Regions from separate parts of the Homo sapiens genome. Here all the other regions are linked to region 3. A link is a loop called in an ENCODE intact Hi-C map of the cell type or tissue named here. Cell type or tissue: IMR-90. All regions are shown on one strand. Each heading gives the region's core, and the rest is flanking DNA. Links, peaks and the distances in the headings are about the cores only.

Region 1 (6,355 bases), core at 1-5,000, 54 kb before region 3:
GGACTATATTAATTATAATTATAGTTTAGTAGTGGCCATGTGGCCTCTAACTCCCATCCCACACTTTCCTATTTGAGGGGCTGATATATTATACCTAAATCTGACAGACATCATTATGGAAATCAGTTTTTTAAAACTGAATTATTTTAGCCTGAGGATAAATTTCAAGAAGTAAAATCATTAAATCGGGATAAAAAAAACTTAATAACTTTTGATAATAAATATTCACCCCTGAATATTTTTGGTTTATACATGACCAAGAATAGTTTTACCAGCACATTTATCTTTATTATTATTATTATTATTATTATGACAGAGTCTTGCTCTGTCACCCAGGCTGGAGTACAGTGGTGCAATCTCGGCTCATTGCAACCTCCACCTCCTGGGTTGAAGTGATTCTCCTGCCTCAGCCTCCTGAGTAGCTGGGGCTACAGGCGCATGCTACCACTCCCGGCTAATTTTTTATATTTTTAGTAGAGACAGGGTTTCACCATGTTAGCCAGGATGGTCTCGATCTCCTAACTTTGTGATCTGCCCGCCTCGGCTTCCCAAAGTGTTGGGATTACAGGCGTGAGCCACCACGCCCGGCCTATCTTTATAATTTTTTATTTTATTTTGGTGCTAACAATAGTTGTAAAATGCTCTTTATTTTATCAGTGTTTCTTTGTTTTGTTTTGTTTTTGATGGAGACTTGCTCTGCTGCGTGATCTTGACTCACTGCAACCTCCGCCTCCCAGGTTCAAGTCATTCTTCTGCCTCAGCCTCCCTAGTAGCTGGGACTATATAGGTGTGTGCCACCACGCCTGGCTATTTTTTTTTTTTTTTTGTATGTTTAGTAGAGATGAGGTTTCACCACATTGTCCAGGCTGGTCTCGTGATCATTGGCAAGGCCAAGGATTTTTCATGTTCATTTTATTTTATAACAAATTTAAGGCCAGGCACCCTAGCTCATGTCTGTAATCCTAGCATTTTAGGAGGCTGAGGCAGGAGGATGGCTTGGCCTCCGGAGTTTGAGACCAGCCTGGGTTACAGTGAGAGCCCATCTCTACAAAAAAATTTTTTAAAAAATTAGCCAAGCATACTGGCTCCTGACTACAGGAGGCTGAGATGGGAGGATTGCTTAAGCCGGGCAGTGCCAGGCTGCAATGAGCCCTGATCGAGCCACTGTACTCCAGCATGGGTGACAGAGCAAGACCCTGTCAAAAAAAAAGAAAAAGAAAAAGTGCTCGCTTCTGCAGCAGATATGAAAATTGGAACGATACAGAGATTAGCATGGCCCTTAAAAATACACAAAACAAAAACAAAACATTATGCCAAATTTCTTCTTCATTCGTTTCAAAAAGACGTATGGTTTGTACCTGTATGTGCCGAGCAGGTGTCTTCCGGGCGTGTGTCTGGTTTACCAAGGTTCGGGGGCCTGCGGCGCCACCAGCGGTCGGAGGCGGCCACGGCTGGGGCTGGAGCTTCTGCTGCATCCGCGCAAGGTGGCGACTCATTTTCTTCAAGCACACAGACATTTAAACTCCAAAGGCCACTACTTCCATTTGTCCTCCACCTGTTTTCCAGTCATAATTGGCTCGCACACGGCACGTGCTGCGCCTGCCCAAGGTCACCGGGGCCCCTGCCTCGCGTGGACAAGGTTGTGGACCAGGTCGCCAGAACCCCCGCCCTGCGTGCACAAGGTCGCGGGGATCCCTGTCCTGCGTGGACAAGGTCGTGGAAAAGGTCACCAGGGCCCTTGCGCCGTGTGCGCAAGGTCACCGGGACTCCTACCCTGCGTGGACAACGTCGCCAGGGCCCCCGCCCCGCGTGCACAAGGTCGTGGACAATGTCGCAGGGCCCCCACCCGGCGTGCACAATGTCGCTGCGGCCCCCGCCCCGTGTGGACAAGGTCACGGGGCTCTGCCCCACCAGCCCAAGGTTGTCGGGCCCCGCCCCGCCTCGCCCCGCATTGACAAGGCCTTGGGGCCCCACCTGCCCAAGATCGCCGGGAGCGCCGCGCTCAGGGGAGGGGCACGCAATGGTGGGGCGGTTAGAGGAGGCCTGGGCCCGGAGGGCCTCATTCTTCCAGGGGCCTTTCCGTGGGGGTGGGGTTGGAACACCCTTTGGAAATTCCAGCTCCTCGGCTCCTGTGTTCTCATAAAAAAATCTAGGCCTTTGGGTCAGAGATTCTTTTGAAGACCACCCTGCTGGCAATCCTCCAAGCAAGCACAGGATCCCGCCAGAGACAGTGCAGCCTCCTCTGCCAGCCAACTGGCCCCTCTCATCCTCTTCTCTCCCTCAGTCTTTGTTTTTTCTTAATTTAATTAATTAATTAATTTTTGTTTGTTTGTTTGAGACAGGGTCTCTTGCTCTGTCTCCCAGGCTGGAGTGCAGTGGCATGATCTCAGCTCACTGCAGCCTCCACCTCCCAGGTTCAAAGTGATTCCTGCCTCAGCCTCCCATGAAGCTGGAACTACAGGCACCCACCACCATGCCCAGCTAATTTTCTCACTTTTTACAAACATGCGGGTCTTGCCCAGGCTGGTCTTGAACTCCTGGCCTCAAGCGATCCTACCTTGGCCTCCCAAAGCCCTGGGATTACAGGCGTCAGCTACAACTTAAGTGGAAGTTACCTGAGAAAGCCTGAGAGACAGGCAGACACAGACAGAGGCCCACGCAGACACGATAGGGCCAGAGTGCTCCGTTTCTACTTTTTCAGCCAAACCTCATAGTTGGAATGTTAAAACTTTAGGATATGGTTTTGCTAAGGCTTGAAAAATGCTTCCTTACCAGGAAGGGCTGAGTGGGGGAGGATCTCCATAGGAAATTCCTTCCCTCATACATAATAATTGTCACTGCATTTAAATTACTTGCATTCACATGGCAATGCACGTGAAATACTTCTGCTGCTTAGACATTGCAAGCCCAGCTCCTGCCTTGCTAAGAGCTGAGCGGTAGATTGAAGGAGTGTCTTCCAGTTCCCACCCGTCCTCGTAAGCCCTGTGCTTAGTAGAAGGGGACCAAGCCAAGAGAGCAGAGGGTGTGTCAGGAGCCCATGCTAGGCTGTCTGGCAGCTGGTCAGCAGCTGGAGAGCTGGGTGAGGCCAGCTTCCCCGAGGGACAGCAGAGAAGATCATTAAATGGTGATGTACCTGCAACAGAGGCCTGGACCATCCCATGGGGAGGTTTGGAGCTGGGGTGTGGTCCTTGCAATTGAGAGGACCAGCCTCAAGATACTGGCAGGGCCTGATACTGGCAGGTGTCCCACCCCTCAGCCACCTCGCCGTTTTGTTAAAGTGCCTCTTTTGCAGTCCTTTCTATATCAGATAGCATATGGGCAAATCTCACATTTTCCAGGCTTCGTAGTGGTTAGGTCCAGTTTTAAGCGAACATCAATTTGTTGACAAAATGTAAGAGGAGAAATCTCTTGGGAAAGATACCTAAGGTACAGATGTTCAAAACTGCTTTATTCATGTGTAATTCACACACCTAAAGTGGAGTTTTACAAGAGCTGTCAGTAGCAGCAGTAAACCAGTGAAACCTCAGTTTGTCTTGCCCTTCTCAGTCCCTCCCCAATCTCTTAGTTTTAGCCATGAGGCAGAAAACCTCTTGAGGAGCTCTGCTTTAATGGAGTGGGAAGAATTCCTTCTATCTGGTCCAGGGCCACCACCCCAAGCTGAGACTAGCCCACTGCAGTGCATGTCACCGCTCTCCAGAAGAGACGAGGCTGCCAGGCCCCTCGGGGTGTCTGTCCTTTGTGCCATAGTATTTAGCCCTACTAGCTTCTATTCTACAGCCAATCTGACAAAATAATTTTTCATTTAATATTTATGAATCTGCAAGAATAGCCCAGAGGGTAGCAGATAAGGGCTCCAGGTAAGAGCCCGTCAGACTCTTATTTTGTAACCATTGTGGCTCCCCAAACTGTGAGGCATAGAGTTTATGCCATGTCAGGTTTTGCTGAATTTGATATGGAGTGTGAATAATAGTATCAGTTCTGCCTTCAAAGTATCCAGAATCTTCTATCAGCCCAGGCACGGTGGCTCACACCTATAATCCCAGCACCTTGGGAAGCTGAGGCAGGTGGATCACCTGAGGTCAGGAGTTCGAGACCAGCCTGGCCAACATGGCAAAACGCCACCTCTACTAAAAATACAAAAATTAGCCAGGTATGGTGGTGGTTCATGCATGTAATCCCAGCTATTCGGGAAGCTGAGGCAGGAGAATTGTTTGAATCTGGGAGATGAAATTTCAGTGAGCCAATATTACGCCACTGTACTCCACCCTGGGGGACAGAACGAGCCTCTGTCTCAAAAAAAAAAAAAAAAAAATCTTCTACCACTCTAATGTAGGTAGAAAAAAAATGCTTCTGGACTGGATGTGAGATGTGAATGAAATCTCAAAGTCAAGATGCTTCCAAGGTTGGGAGCCCTGAGAGAACTGGTAAGTTAGAGGCAGGAGATTGGGTTTTGCACATGTTGAGTCATCTTACTCTTGCAGCAGGTGGCATGGAGTGGTCACTGATGAAGGAAGTGTTGAACACTGCAGGTATCTTGTGCCAAATCTGGTGCTCATATGATGGCTTCAACTCCAGCATTGAGATCTGTCTAGAAGAGAAGGCTTAATTTATGGGCGTGGTAACCAACTTCAATGGATTAGCATCCTTTTTCTATGAGACATTAGCCCAATCCTAAATTAAGCTTTCCTAAATTAAGCTTTCTTGAGGGTTTTAGGAGAAAAATTTAGTGTGTGAGGGATTTTCTTGTTGCACGTGGCTAGGTGACTGACACAAAGTCATCAAAGTCTTGTTAGCCTACCACATTACTCTGTAAATAATTAGTAATTGGTAAATAGTGCATGATACACACATTCAAAGAGCATTAAGATTTTGTGAACTTCTGTAGAAGAGGCTGTCCTGAAGAATGGCACGTGTGCAAACTAGATAATGGAGTAAAACTTGGAAGTTGCTGCTGTTGATAATGTTGATTTGAAATTCCCTTTAGCCTGTGCCTTGGTGCATCTCTGCTGTGTACCTTATCTCCATCTTCCACACACCAGGGCAGCCTGCCCAGTGGAACAGACAGTATCTTCTTACTCCCTGCTTGCAGCTCTTTCTTCCTTTCATCTATCCTATGTCACAGTCTAACTCAGTCACTCACTCAATCATTCATTGAACAGATATCTGCTGATCTCTTTCTACACGCTAGACACCAGAACACATACCTGAACTGTCCTCGCCTTCAGTTGGCTTGCAGCTGAACTCTTGCTTTGGGGCAGGGCTGCTCACCCTTTCCACATCTTGGCATGCATAGACGTGGATAATGTTTACACAGCAGCCTGAGGTAAGCTGGAAGAGACTGGAGGTGTCTATTGAGGCTTGGGGAAAAGAACTCATTACATTTCTTTGTATAATTATTGTAAGAAGAATACACAGTAAAACATTAGAGCCATTAAATATCAAACATGCATAAAATCTACAATTACAGTTTTTATGTTTTTTTTTCCCAGAAACACATAAGATACCTTTGTGAACTGTAACAGCTAACCCTTAAGTGATGCTGATGCCCAAGCATGACATCTCCTTTCATCCCTAGAGCAACCTATTAGCCTTATTTCCCAGATGAGGAAACGGGCACTCAAAGTAAGGAAATGATTTGCTGAAAGTTACACAGCTGCTAAGCAGCAGAGGGGAGGGGTGAACCTAGGTGTGTGGCCTCCCTATCTGCGCCCTGTACCACTGCGCCATCCTGCCATCTTTTGGAATAGCCACCTACGATTCTAGATAAGGACCCTTAAATGATGATCTTTATACATTCTTCTTTTAAAAAATATTTTATTCTATTTTTTTTTTTTTGAGACACATTCTTACTTTGTTGCCCAGCCTGCCCTACTTCCTGGACTCAAGCAATCCTCCTGCCTCAACCTCTTCAGTAGCTGGGATTACAGGCATGCGCCATCAACACCCAGCTATTTTTGTGTAGAGACGGGGTCTCACTGTGTTGCCCAGTCTGGCCTCAAACTCCCGGGCTCAAGCAGTCTTCCTGCCTCAGTCTCCCAAAGTGTTGGGATTATAGGCATGAGCCACCACATCCAGCTTGGTCTCCATACATGCTTAAGAAAGGAAGGTGAGTGGCCAAGCTCCTCGGCCAGGCTTCAGCTGCATCTCTCTGACACACTCCTCCCGCATCCTGGCTCCGACCTCTTGCCATTCCCCCGACTGTGCACTTGTCTTCACTCTGTGACTCTGCATGTACTTTGTGCCCAGAGGCCATGTATTTCTGATGGATTTAGAAGTGGATTCCCATTTCCTTCAGTGTTTAAAACATAGCTCTATGTATATGTACAGTAGCATCTTCTGAGATTTAATGTACAGA
Region 2 (6,355 bases), core at 1-5,000, 100 kb before region 3:
TAATAACTCTTACCCACATGATCATTTGATGTTCATGTGGCCATGGTGCACTCTGAGAAGTTGCCTACATGCTGTTACCAGTCCCCTTCCATGTCAGTATCAATTGCTACAAGAAAGATATTTTAATTTTACTATTTAGGTCAAAATGCTGGTAAGTGGCCACCTTGTAAAAAACAAAGGAAGTAGTTACCTTCAAAGTCTCATAATGTGTGTGTGGAAACTGCAATTGAAACATTTGCAACATGGGACAGTTTTAATGTGACAGGCTTTGTGGTGTCTTTTAGGAAAATTGGGAGGGTTTTATAAGGAAAAGTTCAGAAAGTTTTCTAAAGATATGGAAGGACCACATCTCATGTGAGGGGGGAGAGGTTAGTAAAGCCATGGGGATGAAGGACAAGGAGTGGATTGGTTATTAGGAACAAGCCAGAAATCCAAGATCCCATGTAGAAAATTTAAATACTCCTCAAGCTGTGGGTTTCAAAATAAAATTTTATTATAATGAAGTATTTTAAATGAGCTGTCAGTTGTTAATACTACTGTTCTTGCCCTGAGTTGAATATTTATAGCAATTTACTTTATTGCAGATTACGTATTACAGGAAGCATTTTGGGACAGCCGTAGATGTCATGTGCTCTAACCATGGTTGAACAGTATTTTTGTCATTTCTGAGAGGTGATGCGTTCTTTCTTTTCTTTCCAAGCGGTATATTTCCACGATCACTGTTTATTTCTGAAAAGTAGCATTAACGTTGCGTGAAAATGACAAATGAACATTTCTCTCCCATTTATTTTCTTTTTCAGAGAGTGATAATCTTCAAAATGAAGACTTTGGAAAATTTTAGGTTCTCTATAGGAACTACAAAAATGGAAGGAAAGAACATTTTCAAAAGGAAATTATTTTGAAAGTATGTTTACAACAAACTGATACTATTGACAGTTTTTTTTTTTAAATAATAAAACACTTTAAGAAGATTGTATTTATGGTAAAAGGAAACTGGACTAACAATGAGGCCAAAGACTTTTCCTGCCACGACTTATTCTGGAAATAGCCGGCAGCGACTGCAAGAGATTCGTGAGGGGTTAAAACAGCCATCCAAGTCTTCGGTTCAGGGGCTACCCGCAGGACCAAACAGTGACACTTCCCTGGATGCCAAAGTCCTGGGGAGCAAAGATGCCACCAGGCAGCAGCAGCAGATGAGAGCCACCCCAAAGTTCGGACCTTATCAGAAAGCCTTGAGGGAAATCAGATATTCCTTGTTGCCTTTTGCTAATGAATCGGGCACCTCTGCAGCTGCAGAAGTGAACCGGCAAATGCTGCAGGAACTGGTGAACGCAGGATGCGACCAGGTGGGTACAGACCTCTGCAGGGCCATGTGCAGAGGCAGCTATGGGACAGCTGGGGCAGTCAGAATGGTTTGGCAACTACTTGAAGGCTTTGAATTGGTTACTACTTATACAAGTGTTTCTAGGTTAAAAACCCAAGGCCCTTTTAACACATAATTGAACTCACAATTGAAGGTTCTCTACCTTCTCTCTAAAATGGTCTTTTGAGCTGCTTTTCCTTTTCAGGCAAGTTCCAGAAGTTGCTGAGGTCTCCTGAAATTGTAATGTGTATTTTCTGATCTGTTCTTGTGGAGATGAAAAGGGCTTTCGTGCTTAGCCCCTTTTTTTGGTGTTTATTCGGGTTATTCTGAGCTATCGTGGAAAGAGACTGGCTTCCCTTTTCTTGTTTTGGTTTGTGCATTTTTTTTTTCCTAGAAATGGGAGGGTTGAGCAACATGCATTGGCTATTCTCTGACTCGGTTTTCTCCTATTTAACAATTAGTGTATATGCTGTTACAGGGGGTGTAACTATTAACATGTTCAGGAAATGGGAAAAACTAGAAAGAAAAAGCTTGAGAAATCGTCAAAATTGTGGCAACACAGTCTCACTTTTCAGTTGTTTAGGATTAAAGGATACATTAGTGGAGGTGGCACCAGTTATACATTAATACACAGCTTACAGAGATGAGTGTGGTGGCTCATGCCTGTAATCCCAGCACTTTGGGAGGCCAGTCAAGAAGATCACTTGAGGCCAGGAGTTTGAGACCAGCCTGGACAACATAGCGAGACTCCCCATCTCTACAAAAAATAAAAAGCTGGACGTGGTGGTGTGCACCTTGTAGTCCCAACTACATGGGATGCTGAGGCAGGAGGGATCGCTTGAGCCTAGGAGTTTGTGGCTGCAGTGAGCTATGATAGCCACTGCACTCCAATCCTGGTTAGCTGAGCGAGACCCTATCTCTATTTAAAACACACACACACACACACACACACACACACACACACACACACACACACACCCCTACACCTCATAGCCATACATTTATGATCTCTTAGCAATTCGTATACCTGAATACAATCCAAATTGAGGGACAGGACCATATAAAATGGAACTAGTGTCCAACCAGGTAAAAATGTAATTAGTGAAATGTAACAAGTAAAACATAATTGCATTATGAAATGATTCATGAAAGCCAGTGTTTTATTACAATCTGTCATCTTAAAAATTACAGTTGCATGAAGCGGAAATAAGCTAAGTATTTTTGGTACCTTGGAAAAGTAGTAAGATTTCATGCTCAAAGCACATCAGAATGGCCTGAGCACTTCTGGTTTCTTAGAAATAACCTAATTACATACTCCTGGTGTTGCAGTCATAGGAAAAGGCTAACAGTGTTATTTGTTATTTCCAAAACCACTCTCAATCCTCTTGTAGTTTATTACCATAGACCTTAAATAGAGAATTTACATTTCTCAGAGGAGATGTTTGTGAAATGAATCCTGCTGTTTTATAGAGGGCTTCCTTGATAATTTGGGCCATACTGGGATTAACTTGTATATAGTGAGGATTGTTATGTCGAGCTGCTTTGATAAAGCACAGGGTTGTGAGTAATGTGGTGCAGAGTGTTTCAGCAGTGAAGCTGACAGCAAAGGCACAGACATTCTTATTGTGAAAGCATGAAGTTAAATATGCTGCCAAGCATTATCCCTTGACGTACAGAACCCAGCAGTTTTGAAAGTAGGGAAGGAGCAGTCCTGGGGAAATCTGGAGTAAGATTGCAGAGAAACTTTCAGGCCAACAGCAGAGCTTAAAATCTTCTCCTGTAAATCACTTGCAGACAAAGGAGGCAAACCAAGCCCCTGTGTTCTTTGCGGTTGTGTTTCAGCTGTGAGAAAAAGAAACAAGTCAAGCAAATAATCCCAAATACAGGTGGGATCTTATTAGGGTAAAATCCATTAGTGATAATTATAGTGCAAGAAGTAATAAAGCCAGTGCTGTTTCCAATACAGAAACACAAATACACTAAAAGTAAGGATCATGACACCGATGAAGTTTCCATCAACATTTAATTTATGTTAATTGCTAGCAGAAAGGCCTCCATTTACCATATTTAATGCCCTTGAAATAATTCATTCAGTTTGGTGTGTGGTGTTACTTTATAACTTAAAACAGCTGTGCCTCCACCTTTCCCCTCCAACTCACACTTTTCTTGGCCTAGATAAAAAATGTATTTGCGTTCAGAAAATTCAGGTAGGAAAGTCATTATGTGAACCCAAATAATAAGAGAAAAAGATAACCGTACCTTTAGAGTTGTATGCATCAGTTTGTTAAAAAGATGATTTGAATTCAGTATAATAGAGTTCTTTTTTTTTTTTAGACGGTGTCTTGCTCTGTTGCCCAGGCTGGAGTGTGGTGGCGTCATCTTGGCTCACTGCAACCTGGGCTCCTGGGTTCAAGTGATTCTCCTGCCTCAGCTTCCCATGTAGCTGCGATTACAGGCACGCAACACCACGCCTGGCTAATTTTTGTATTTTTAGCAGAGACGGGGTTTCACTATGTTGGCTAGGCTGGTCTCAAACTCCTGACCTCAAGTGATCTGCCTGCTTCGTTCGGCCTCCCAAGGTGCTGGGATTACAGGCGTGCGTCACCACGTCTGGCCGAGAGTTCTTATTGTTGCAGCTTTACCCCTTTCACTCCTACTGTTTTTTGTTTTTTGGTTTTTTTTTTGAGACGGAGTCTCGCTCTGTGGCCCAGGCTGGAGTGCAGTGGCGCAATCTCGGCTCACTGCAACTTCTGCCTCCCAGGTTCAAGCAATTCTCCTGCCTCAGCCTCCTGAGTAGCTGGGATTACAGGCACCCACCACCACGCCCGGCTAATTTTTTGTATTTTTAGTAGAGACGGGTTTCGTGTTAGCCAGGATGGACTCAATCTCCTGACCTTGTGATCCGCCCTCTTAGGCCTCCCAAAGTGCTGGGATTACAGGCGTGAGTTACCATGCCCAGCCACTCCTACTGTTTTGTCTGTTTAAGAGGGTTTTGCTCTGTTGTACAGTCTGGAGTGTGGTGGTGAGGTCAATGCTCACTGCAGCCTCGACCTTCCAGGCTCAAGCAATCCTCCTACCTCAGCCTCTGAAGTAGCTGGGACTACAGGCGTGCCACCACGTCTGGCCAGTTTTCAAAATTTTTTCTAGAGATGGCATCTCACTATGTTACCCAGGCTGGACTGGAACTTCCAGACTCAAGCGGCCTTAACCTCCAAAAGTGCTGGAATTATAAGTTCAAGCCACCACACCCAGCCTTAACTTTTAATTAAAGTAAAATTTACTTTAAAAGTGCACAATTTCTAAGCACACAGCATAGTGAATTTTTGCATATTAAACCCACCCATGTAACTAGCATGTTTGGGTATATTTTTAATTAAAATACTTTAAAATGGAAATTTCTGGAAAAAGTAAAAGACTCAAGGGTATTTTCTGTGTAAGGATATAATGTGTATGTCAAATGATATGTTTATTAGTCTTTTGCACATAAATTACTGAAAACTTACAAAAATTCCTGTAGAAAAAAACTAGGCCACTAGATTAATATTTCTTATGGGAGGAGCTGCTCTTTAAATATAGATTTAAGGAATTGGAAAGGTAAGTTTTTTGGTTATGAGTATCATATTTTGAGCATTGGATAGTTATTGGCATAAGTGATCATTTAAGTTTGCATTTAAATATGCAAAATATTTCTGTTCTGCGGAAGCCTGGGACTTGTTTTCTCTCTGGTTGCAGTGGGTTATAGGGGGAACATCTGCATGGTGTGGGTAGGTGGGGGTGTCGTCAGCTCACTGCACTCACTGTTCTTAATTATAGCACTCAGGATGGTGCCTATGAGTCCTGTGAGGGTGAGGTTCCAATTCAGTAACTCCCAGGGGAGGCCCATGGCCCCCTGGACCCCTTAGAATAGCAAAGCACTTTATCACATGGTGTCCCCTCTAGGAAGACTTATGTGAGAACTTTGTTTGGATGCGAGTGCTAGGAAAGGGTTCTGCTTTCCTTGAGAAACTGGCATGGGCTTTTTCTCTGTGGATGACCTGTATCCTGCCTGTCCACCCTCCCTCTGATCTGCTGAGGGGTGCCCAGTCTGTGGCTCAGCATTGATACATTTTCCTGGTCCTGAATATTGTGTCAGCTGTAATTTCCTAATCCTGATTAATCCAGTTCTTTCCCCCCACTTTATCATGTTTAAGTGATTTAAAACTTTAATGGAATGAGGTTAGGGAAGAAATGTAAACAAACAAACTGATAAACTGATTATATTAGATCAAATAAGGAAGGGCATAAAGAAGACAGCCAGTGGTCAGGATGTGCACTGAGAGGCAGCCTTCCTGAGAACAGTGTCCACACCAGCTGCTCAGTGAATCAGGGGCCATCTGCTTAATAAGAAAAGGGAGTGGGCCAGGCGCGGTGGCTCACACCTGTAATCCCAGCACTTTGGGAGGCCAAGGCGGGCAGATCATGAGGTCAGGAGGTCGAGACCATCCTGGCTAACATGGTGAAACCCTGTCTGTACTAAAAATACAAAAAATTAGCCGGGCATGGTGGCGGGCGCCTGTAGTCCCAGCTACTCTGGAGGCTGAGGCAGGAGAATGGTGTGAACCCAGGAGGCGGAGCTTGCAGTGAGCCCAGATCGTGCCACTGTACTCCAGCCTGGGCGACAGAGCGAGACTCTGCCTCAGAAAAAAAAAAAGGTGAACACATGCCTCAAGGGGGAAGTAGAATGTGATTGTTCTCTCAGTTTAATGTCTCTCTGGGCCTAATAATTTAAAAGGACTCAGATTCCTCAGATAAGAATTCTTTTCTCATTTCCATCCTCATAGGGGTTGCTTCTCCTTTCCCTCATGTCTGTGGGGCATGGAGTTTATCAGGGTCCCTCTCCCCTCCTCTCATTCCCTGGGCATCCATACATGGCTGCCCCCCACGTCCCTGGCAGCTGGCCAGCCTGACTCCCACCTTGGCTCTGCTGCAGCTCCTGGGGCCTCCCAGACCCTG
Region 3 (7,742 bases), core at 1,626-6,625:
TCCACATCTGCTTCTACCATGAATTAACCAACACAAATCATATGTTCCATTGGTCGTAATGGCTGGTCACAAAAATCATAACAGTTTTACATGAGGTGAGATTTTTCAGTTTACAAATACTTTTATGCACATGATCTCGTTTTATATTTGCCACAAACCTGAAAGATAGTAAATATTGACATCTCATTTTACAGTTGAAAAACTCAGGGCTGAGAGATTTGCCTCATAAAACTCACATGCCACCTCTATGCTCTGAACCCAAATCTTCAGATTCCTGTTCATAGCAGCATCATTCACAACAGCCAAAAGGTGGAAGCAGCACAAGTGTCCATCAGTGAATGAATTATTACACAAAATGTGGTGCATCCATACAGTGGAATATTATAGAGCCTTTAAAAAGAAGGAAATCGGCCAGGTGCAGTGGCTCATGCCTGTAATCCCAGGACTTTGGGAGGCCGAGATGGGTGGATCACGAGGTCAGAAGTTCGAGACCAGCCTGGCCAACATGGTGAAACCCCATCTCTACTAAAAACACAAAAATTAGCCAGGTGTGGTGGCAGGTGCCTGTAATCCCAGATACTTGGGAGTTGGGAGGCTGAGGCAGGAGAATGGTTTGAAACCAAGACATGGAGGTTGCAGTGAGCCAATATCATGCCATTGCACACTCCAGCCTGGGCGACAGGGCAAGACTCTGTCTCAAAAAAAAAAAAAAAAGAAGAAGAAAAGGAAATTGCCCGGCATGGTGGCTCCCACCTGTAATCCCAGCACTTTGGGAGGCCAGGGTGGGTGGATCACCTGAGGTCAAGACCAGCCTGACCAACAAGGCATAACCCCATCTCTACTGAAAATACACAAAGAAGCTGGGCATGGTGGAGCTTGCCTGTAATCCCAGCTACTCGGGAGGCTGAGGCAAAGAATCACTTGAACCCGGGAGACGGAGATTGCAGTGAACCGAGATCACGCCACTGCACTCCAGCCTGGGCGACAGAGCAAGATTCTGTCAAAAAAAAAAAAAAAAAAAAGAAGGAAATCCCATTACATGCTACAACATGGATGAACCTCCAGGCCATTATGCTGAGTGAAATAGGCCAGTCACAAAAGTACCAATACTGTGTGATTCCACTCATATGCCATATGTAAAGCAGGCGAATTCATAGACACAGAAGTGTAAGTGTGATACGGCGCTGCGGGAGTGGGAACCGGGAGTTAGTGTTGAACAGGTGGCAGCTGCTGCACAGGCCGATGAAGAGTTCTAGAGGTGGACAGTGGTGATGGCCACACAGCGATGTGAATGCTCTCGATGCCACTGAACTGTGCACTTAAAAATGGGTAAGATGGTATTTAATGTTATGTCCTTTTTACCACAATTTGAAATAAAACAAAGAGCTCTCCAGGGGCTTCAGGTGTGTGGTCACATAGCCCGGTCCCGTGTCGCTGTTACCAGGAGACTTCGGTGCGGCGAGCTCGGGTGCCAGGAACCCCGTTCCGTGTCGCCCTTTCTGTTGACCGCTAACTGCGGGGGATTTCGCCCGTCCTGCCTGCCCCGTGAACGGCCAGGCCCTTCAGGAGCTGCGGACCGCCAGGTCCTACCGCAGCGGCACGGGGCGCACTAGCCTCTTAGGCGCCGGGTGCTCCAGAGCCTCGCAGAGGACTCCCGATCTCTTCACACCCTCTCCAACTGCACTTGCAGCCACATCTCCCCCTCCCTCCCCTCCCTTTGGTCTTGTGAGAACGCAGTTTTCCGGAGCCCTCCCCGTCTCTCCACCGTTTCTCCATCCCCCCGGGGTTCCTCTAGCACGTGCTGAGCCCGCATCCTCCAGGCTAGCTCTCGTGGTGGGTGCCTGAGTGAAGAGAGCATTTCCCCTTTCTCAACAAAAGTAGTACAAAAGACGTCAAATCCAGGATGTTGTGGTTCAAATTTTAAATCTGCCACTTGGTTCTATATTCGGCAAAATCCTATTATTATCTGTGTTTTTTATTTTTATTGAGACAAGAGTCTTGCTCTGTAGCCCAGGCTGGAGTGCAGTGGCGCTATCTCGGCTCACTGCAAGCTCCGCGTCCCGGGTTCATGCCATTCTCCTGCCTCAGCCTCCCGAGTAGTTGGGACTACAGGCGCCCGCTACCACTCCCGGCTAATTTTTTCTATTTTTACTAGAGACCAGGTTTCACCTGCGTTAGCCAGGATGGTCTCGATCTCCTGACCTTGTGATCCACACGCCTCAGCCTTCCAAAGTACTGGGATTACAAGCGTGAGCCACCGCGCCCGGCCTATCTGTGTTTATTTTACGAGGTTTTGAGGATCCTGTTAAAGGGCTCAGCATTCTCAGTTCGGTTCTACAAATGTTTAATGAACACCTAATATATGACTGGCACTATCCAAGAAGAGATATCTTCTCTCCCTTCCTCTGTTCCTTCATTAAATATATTTTGTGTACCTGCTGTGTGCCAGACACTGTACTGTGTATTGGGGATACCCGTGAAGAAGGTGGACATGCTTCCTTCTGCCCAGGACTCACAGGAGGGGAAAGCATTTAGAAAATTATAATACAATAGTCTCAAAGGTATGATGGAGAAGTGGAGGAAGCTGCTGCTGGAGCACCCAGGAGAGGACGCGATCCAGACTGGGGAGGTCATGGAAGGCAGCCCAGCGGAAGTGATGCCTACCTGAAACCTACTATTAGGCAGCAGAGGCCGGAGAAGGGGCACACATGGTGTGGGGGATGTCGCCATATGTCTGGAGCTTCACAGTGCCTGAAGAAGATTTGAGGCTGGAGGCACAGGCAGGGCCCAGGTAGCGAAGGGCCGTATGAGTCTTATTAAGGAAACTGGGCAAGATTAACCAAGTTGGTTATCTGTTGCTTGCAACTAAAGAACTCAACCAGACTGAAATAGAATCACAGAATCGTGTATTTCGAGTCTCGCAAGGAACTCCAGAGACAATCTGATTTGGAAACAAACCTCTGGACAGTTAAGGATTATCAGCCCTCTCTTGTAAGTGGGGTGGATCACTCAGGTTAGGAAACAGAAGTAACCCCACAGTGTCACAGTGAATATGTGCTAGAGTGAAAACACCCACACCTCCTGTCTCTCAGGGTGGAGGGGCGCATTCCCCACCACCTCTTTGTTTATCCCACGTGGTATCTAGTATAACACCTTGCTTTGAGAGAGAACCATTTTAGTAGAGATAATAATACCCAATTTAAGCATATCAGTTAAAAACAATGAGAAGGAAAAAGCTACATTAAGCTGGTAAGAGAGTAAAGGTGCCATATAGTACTTCTTCCAGTATTCAGACCAACTCTTTTAGATTTTTTTTACCAACCTCCTATGTTAAATATACTTTTTTTTTTTTTGAGACGGAGTCTCACTCTTTCGCCCAGGCTGGAGTGCGGTGGAGCAATCTCGACTCACTGCAACCTCCGCCTCCCGAGTTCAAGCAATTCTCTGCCTCAGCCTCCTGAGCAGCTGGGATTACAGGTACCTGCTGCCATGCCCGGCTAATTTTTGTATTTTTAGTGGAGAAGGGGGTTTCACCATCTTGGCTGTGCTGGTCTCGAACTCCTGACCTCGTGTTAGACCCGCCTCGGCCTCCCAAAGTGCTGGGATTACAGGCGTGAGCCACCACGCACTGCCAGTTCTATTCTTTCTTAACTTCCCTTTTCCTTGAAATAATCCTCCCCTTACCCAACTGACTCTTTTCTCCTCTTTTTTTTTTTTTTTTTTTTTTTTTGTTGTTGTTGTTGAGATGGAGTCTTCCTCTGTCGCCCAGGCTGGAGTGCAGTGGCATGATCTCGGCTCACTGCTACCCCTGCCTTTGAGGTTCAAGCAGCTCTCCTGCCTCAGCCTCCCAAGTAGCTGGGATTACACGTGCCCGCCATTATGCCCGGCTAATTTTTGTATTTTTAGTAGAGACGGAGTTTTGCCAGGTTGGCCAGGCTGGTCTCAAACTCCTGACCTCAGTTGATCCGCCTGCGTCGGCCTCCCACAACTGACTCTTTTCTTATGTTGAACAAAATAAAGTTTCCCTGAGTGCCCTGAGCAGCTAGGGCGCCATCAAGGAATGAAGCGTCCTGAATGGATCCTTCTAGAAAAGGCTGGGGGTGGGAGCCACCTGGTGGCCAAAGCTGTGCAGACCACAGCTGTGTAATGAGGCAAGTTGGTTTAAAAAAGGAACAGGCTGCAGAGCCGAAGTATTTGTCAAAGTAATAAAAACGTTTAAATGAGTCATTTGGTTTATAGCAACTCCTAGGAAACGCTTTTCCAAACAATTTAGTCTGTTGAGCGCACACAGTACTGGTTTCCGCTAGAGTCTTGTTCATGTAATTGAGAAATTCGCAACTTAGACTTGAGCAGCAGTTCTCAAAGTGTGGTCTGTGGACTTCAGGGACACACGAAGTCCCCCTTTTCAATTGTATACCTGGGGGGTGCTGGACTTCCCCATCTACTTCAAACAAAACATATGGTAACAGGTCAAATGTGGAAGCAGAAATAAAAACTCCACCATCTGCGACCGGATGCGATGGCTCACGCCTGTAATCTCAGCATTTTGGGAGGCCGAGGTGGGCAGATCACTCGAGGTCAGGAGTTCAAGAGCAGCCTGGCCAACATGGTGAAACCCCGTCTCGACGAAAAATACAAAAAATTAGCTGGGCATGGTGGCGCACGCCTATAAATCCCAGCTACTCGGAAGCCTGAGGCGCGAGAATCGCATGAACCCGGGAGGCAGAGGTCGCAGTGAGCTGAGATTGCACCACTGCACTCCAGTCTGGGCAACAGAGCGAGACAATGTCTCAAAAAAAAAAAAAAAGAGAATTCCACTATCTGATATTAAACCCGCTATTCAAGAGGTTTGCAAAATGTAAACCAATGCCACTGATGCCACTAACTGTTATTTTGGGAAATATAGTTATTTTGCATAAAACACATTATTTGTGTTAACATGTAATTGGTTTATAATGGCCACTTTTCCATCTATAAATATTCTTTATTTTTTTCCATTTTAATTTTTAATATGATAAATATTGATAGATAGATAGATATGGATATAGATATACCTCCTTTCTGTCCCCTCACTTCATATATATGAATTTGTCTGAAGTTCTCAATAATTTTTAAGAGTATAAAGGGATCCTAAGCTCAAAAAGTTCTAGAACCACTGGACTAGAGCAATGTGTCAGCTGAGCATTAAAAACAGTACAGAATTTGACATTCCCCTGGAGGGGTTACTGTGTGATGATTTGAATCAGGTACACTTGCAGATGTGTTTCCATCAACCTCTGTATTGAAGGCCCAGTTATCTCTACTTACCTTGTTGCTCGTGTAAACACCTCTTAAGTACCACTCCAAATCTTTGGACACCGTTGGACGCTTACTCCACCCTGCTGCCACTGCAGAAACCAGCTGTCTGTGGACACTGCCAGCTCCATGTGGCATCCCAAATGGCACCCACCTCACAGGACCCCTGGCCCCTATGCTTGAGAAACCCACAATAAGTCAGAGAAAAAAGTAAGTGCAGAGAAATTGAAGCTTGTGGGGCGAATCTTCAACCAATGAGCTTAGGAGCAAACAGATAACGTTTTTTTCCTCTCCTACCTGACACAGTGTGCTGAGATCCAGGCCCCTCCAGAAACAGTCCCAGAAGCCCAAACAATCAGTTGTCAGATGCCCAATGGTGACCAGCTCCTCAGCCCAAAACTCTAGCACTCCGTAAGTTAAGGCTATGCATAGTTTACCATTTCACCATATTCTCAGCATCTACAAACTATAAACAGCCTTCAAAGAACAGTAGTAGCATTTTCATAACATTTATTTTGTGTCTAATCCGACTCTATGTCATAAGAATTAAAGAAGTAGCTTCTAAAATCTCAGTCTCCTGAAAATGAAGCTTTAGAATTGTTTCCTAAAATAACATTATTTTATATTACCCATTACCATTATTAAAAATGGTAATACTCGACCAGGCATGGTGGCTCACACCTGTAATCCCAGTACTTTGGGAGGCCGAGGCCAGTGGATCCTGAGGTAAGGAGTTCAAGGCCGGCTTGGCCAAGATGGTGAAGCCCTGTCTCTACTAAAAATACAAAAAATTAGCCGGGCGTGGTGGCAGGTGCCTGTAATCCCAGCTACTCAGGAGGCTGAGGCAGAGAATTGCTTGAACCCAGGAGGCGGAAGTTGCGGTGAGCCAAGACTACCCCACTGCATTCCAGCCTGGGCGACAGAGCCAGACTCTGCCTCAAAAAAAAAAAGTAATACTCTGATTCTAGAAAGGTTACACTGAAATAGACACTCTCATGTTGTTGATAAAAATTGTTATAACTTTTCTGGAACAAAATTTTGTTTTGTTTTGTTTTTTTGTTTGGTTTTGTTTTTTGAGATGGAGTCTCCCTCTGTTGCCTAGGCTAGAGTGCAGTGGTGAGATCTCTGCTCACTGCAACCTCTGCCTCCTGGATTCAAGCAATTCTCCTGCCTCAGCCTCCCGAGTAGCTGGGATTACAGGTACGCACCACCATGCCCAGCTAATTTTTTGTATTTTTAATAGAGAGAGGGTTTCACCATGTTGGCCAGGCTGGTCTTGAACTCCTGACATCAAGTGATCCACCCACCTCGGCCTCCCAAAGTACTGGGATTACAGGTGCGAGCCACCGCACCTGGCTGGAACAAAATTTGGCAACAATTTCTACAGAAACAATTTAAAAATGGGACAAACAGTTATGCACAAAAGTATTTCCCTTAGCACATCTATACTATAGTATCTTTAAACGCAATTACACATTCAATACTATGATGACGGTTACAAATATTTTATGACTCTATGCCATACTGTCACATTTTATGTAATCAATAAAAATTCCATATTCAAAAAGTTTTTAATAAAAAGCAAAATTATCACTATATAATGTTAAGTAAAGGGTGAAGGATACAAACTGTACGATCTCAGTTTTTTGTAGCAAGAAAAAGAAAAAAATAAATATATCAAAAATTTTACATGTCTGAAAGGAAATACGGCAAAGTTTTAAAAAATGGTGACCTCTTGTAGGTGATACAATTGTGGGTGATTTTTTTCTTCCTGATTTTTTTTTTTTTTTGAGACTGAGTCTCAGTCTGTCGCTAGGTCAGATTGCAGTGGCGCGCGCCACCACGCCCAGCTAATTTTTTGTATTTTTAGTAGAGACTGGGTTTCACCATGTTGGCCAGGCTGGTCTCGATCTCTTGACCTTGTGATCTGCCCACCTCAGCCTCCGAAAGTGCGGGGATTACAGGCATGAGCCACGGTGCCCAGCCTTTTCTTCCTAATTTTAAACATCTTCTGTATATTTCCAAATTTTCTACAGTGTAAGTGTGATATTTTACAGCACGATTATTAGAAGGTAAAAATGGGTGAGGCTCTAGGATTTCGAAGGTCACTTTCAGCTCTAAAATTCCTTAATTCACACAGCTCTTATCACTATGGTTTGTTTGTTTTTTGACTTTCCACTGATAGTAACAGAAGAGTATATTACACATTTCCTAATAGCAATGTTATGCATGTCATTGCCTGAGATTCCTAAATCTTGTGCAAGATTTCAACATTATCTGTAGAACTTAAGTGCTAGATTGTGATCTTTTATGAAGTTTTTGAGTGTTGTCAACAGACTGAGTGTTCAGATGAAAATGCCGGGAGAGGACAATACTCGTAAATGTGCATTTCTACATTTAGATATAGCACATTAGTTAGTGCTTCATCATTCAAGAGACATTTAAAT

What was found. Hi-C counts contacts between places; a loop is a spot of excess contacts. Peaks named below come from ENCODE experiments on the same cell type or tissue, not always from the same donor. Only the 100,000 strongest peaks of a DNase experiment are listed, where the experiment ranks them.
Region 1: it touches region 3 in a loop (7-fold over the local background); 3 of 110 quality-filtered maps call a loop at or near these places.
Region 2: a loop joins it to region 3, with 6 times the contacts of the local background. A loop is called at or near these places in 5 of 110 quality-filtered maps.

Annotation. Positions count from the first base shown.
Region 1 is chr13:20,994,335-21,000,689 of GRCh38, reverse strand. All of the region lies in intron 2 of LATS2 (large tumor suppressor kinase 2), which reads left to right. Among named protein-coding and RNA genes, the nearest start is that of LINC00367, 48 kb to the right of the region's middle. RefSeq lists enhancers at 1,753-2,289, 3,071-3,610. In IMR-90, for the core only: no CTCF peak of the experiment used is centred there; a DNase peak (open chromatin) is centred at 2,849; H3K27ac peaks cover 2,192 bases.
Region 2 is chr13:21,040,676-21,047,030 of GRCh38, reverse strand. LATS2 (large tumor suppressor kinase 2) reads left to right here. Exons shown (of 8, transcript NM_014572.3): 2 at 801-1,346. The coding sequence starts at 1,005. Among named protein-coding and RNA genes, the nearest start is that of LATS2, 18 kb to the left of the region's middle. In IMR-90, for the core only: no CTCF peak of the experiment used is centred there; a DNase peak (open chromatin) is centred at 2,940; H3K27ac peaks cover 2,165 bases.
Region 3 is chr13:20,940,105-20,947,846 of GRCh38, reverse strand. It overlaps LINC00367 (long intergenic non-protein coding RNA 367), which reads left to right. Exons shown (of 6, transcript NR_104058.1): 2 at 1-95; 3 at 5,247-5,505; 4 at 5,602-5,706. Among named protein-coding and RNA genes, the nearest start is that of LINC00367, 5.5 kb to the left of the region's middle. RefSeq lists an enhancer at 3,777-4,353. In IMR-90, for the core only: a CTCF peak has its summit at 4,124 (motif pointing left); a DNase peak (open chromatin) is centred at 4,186; H3K27ac peaks cover 146 bases.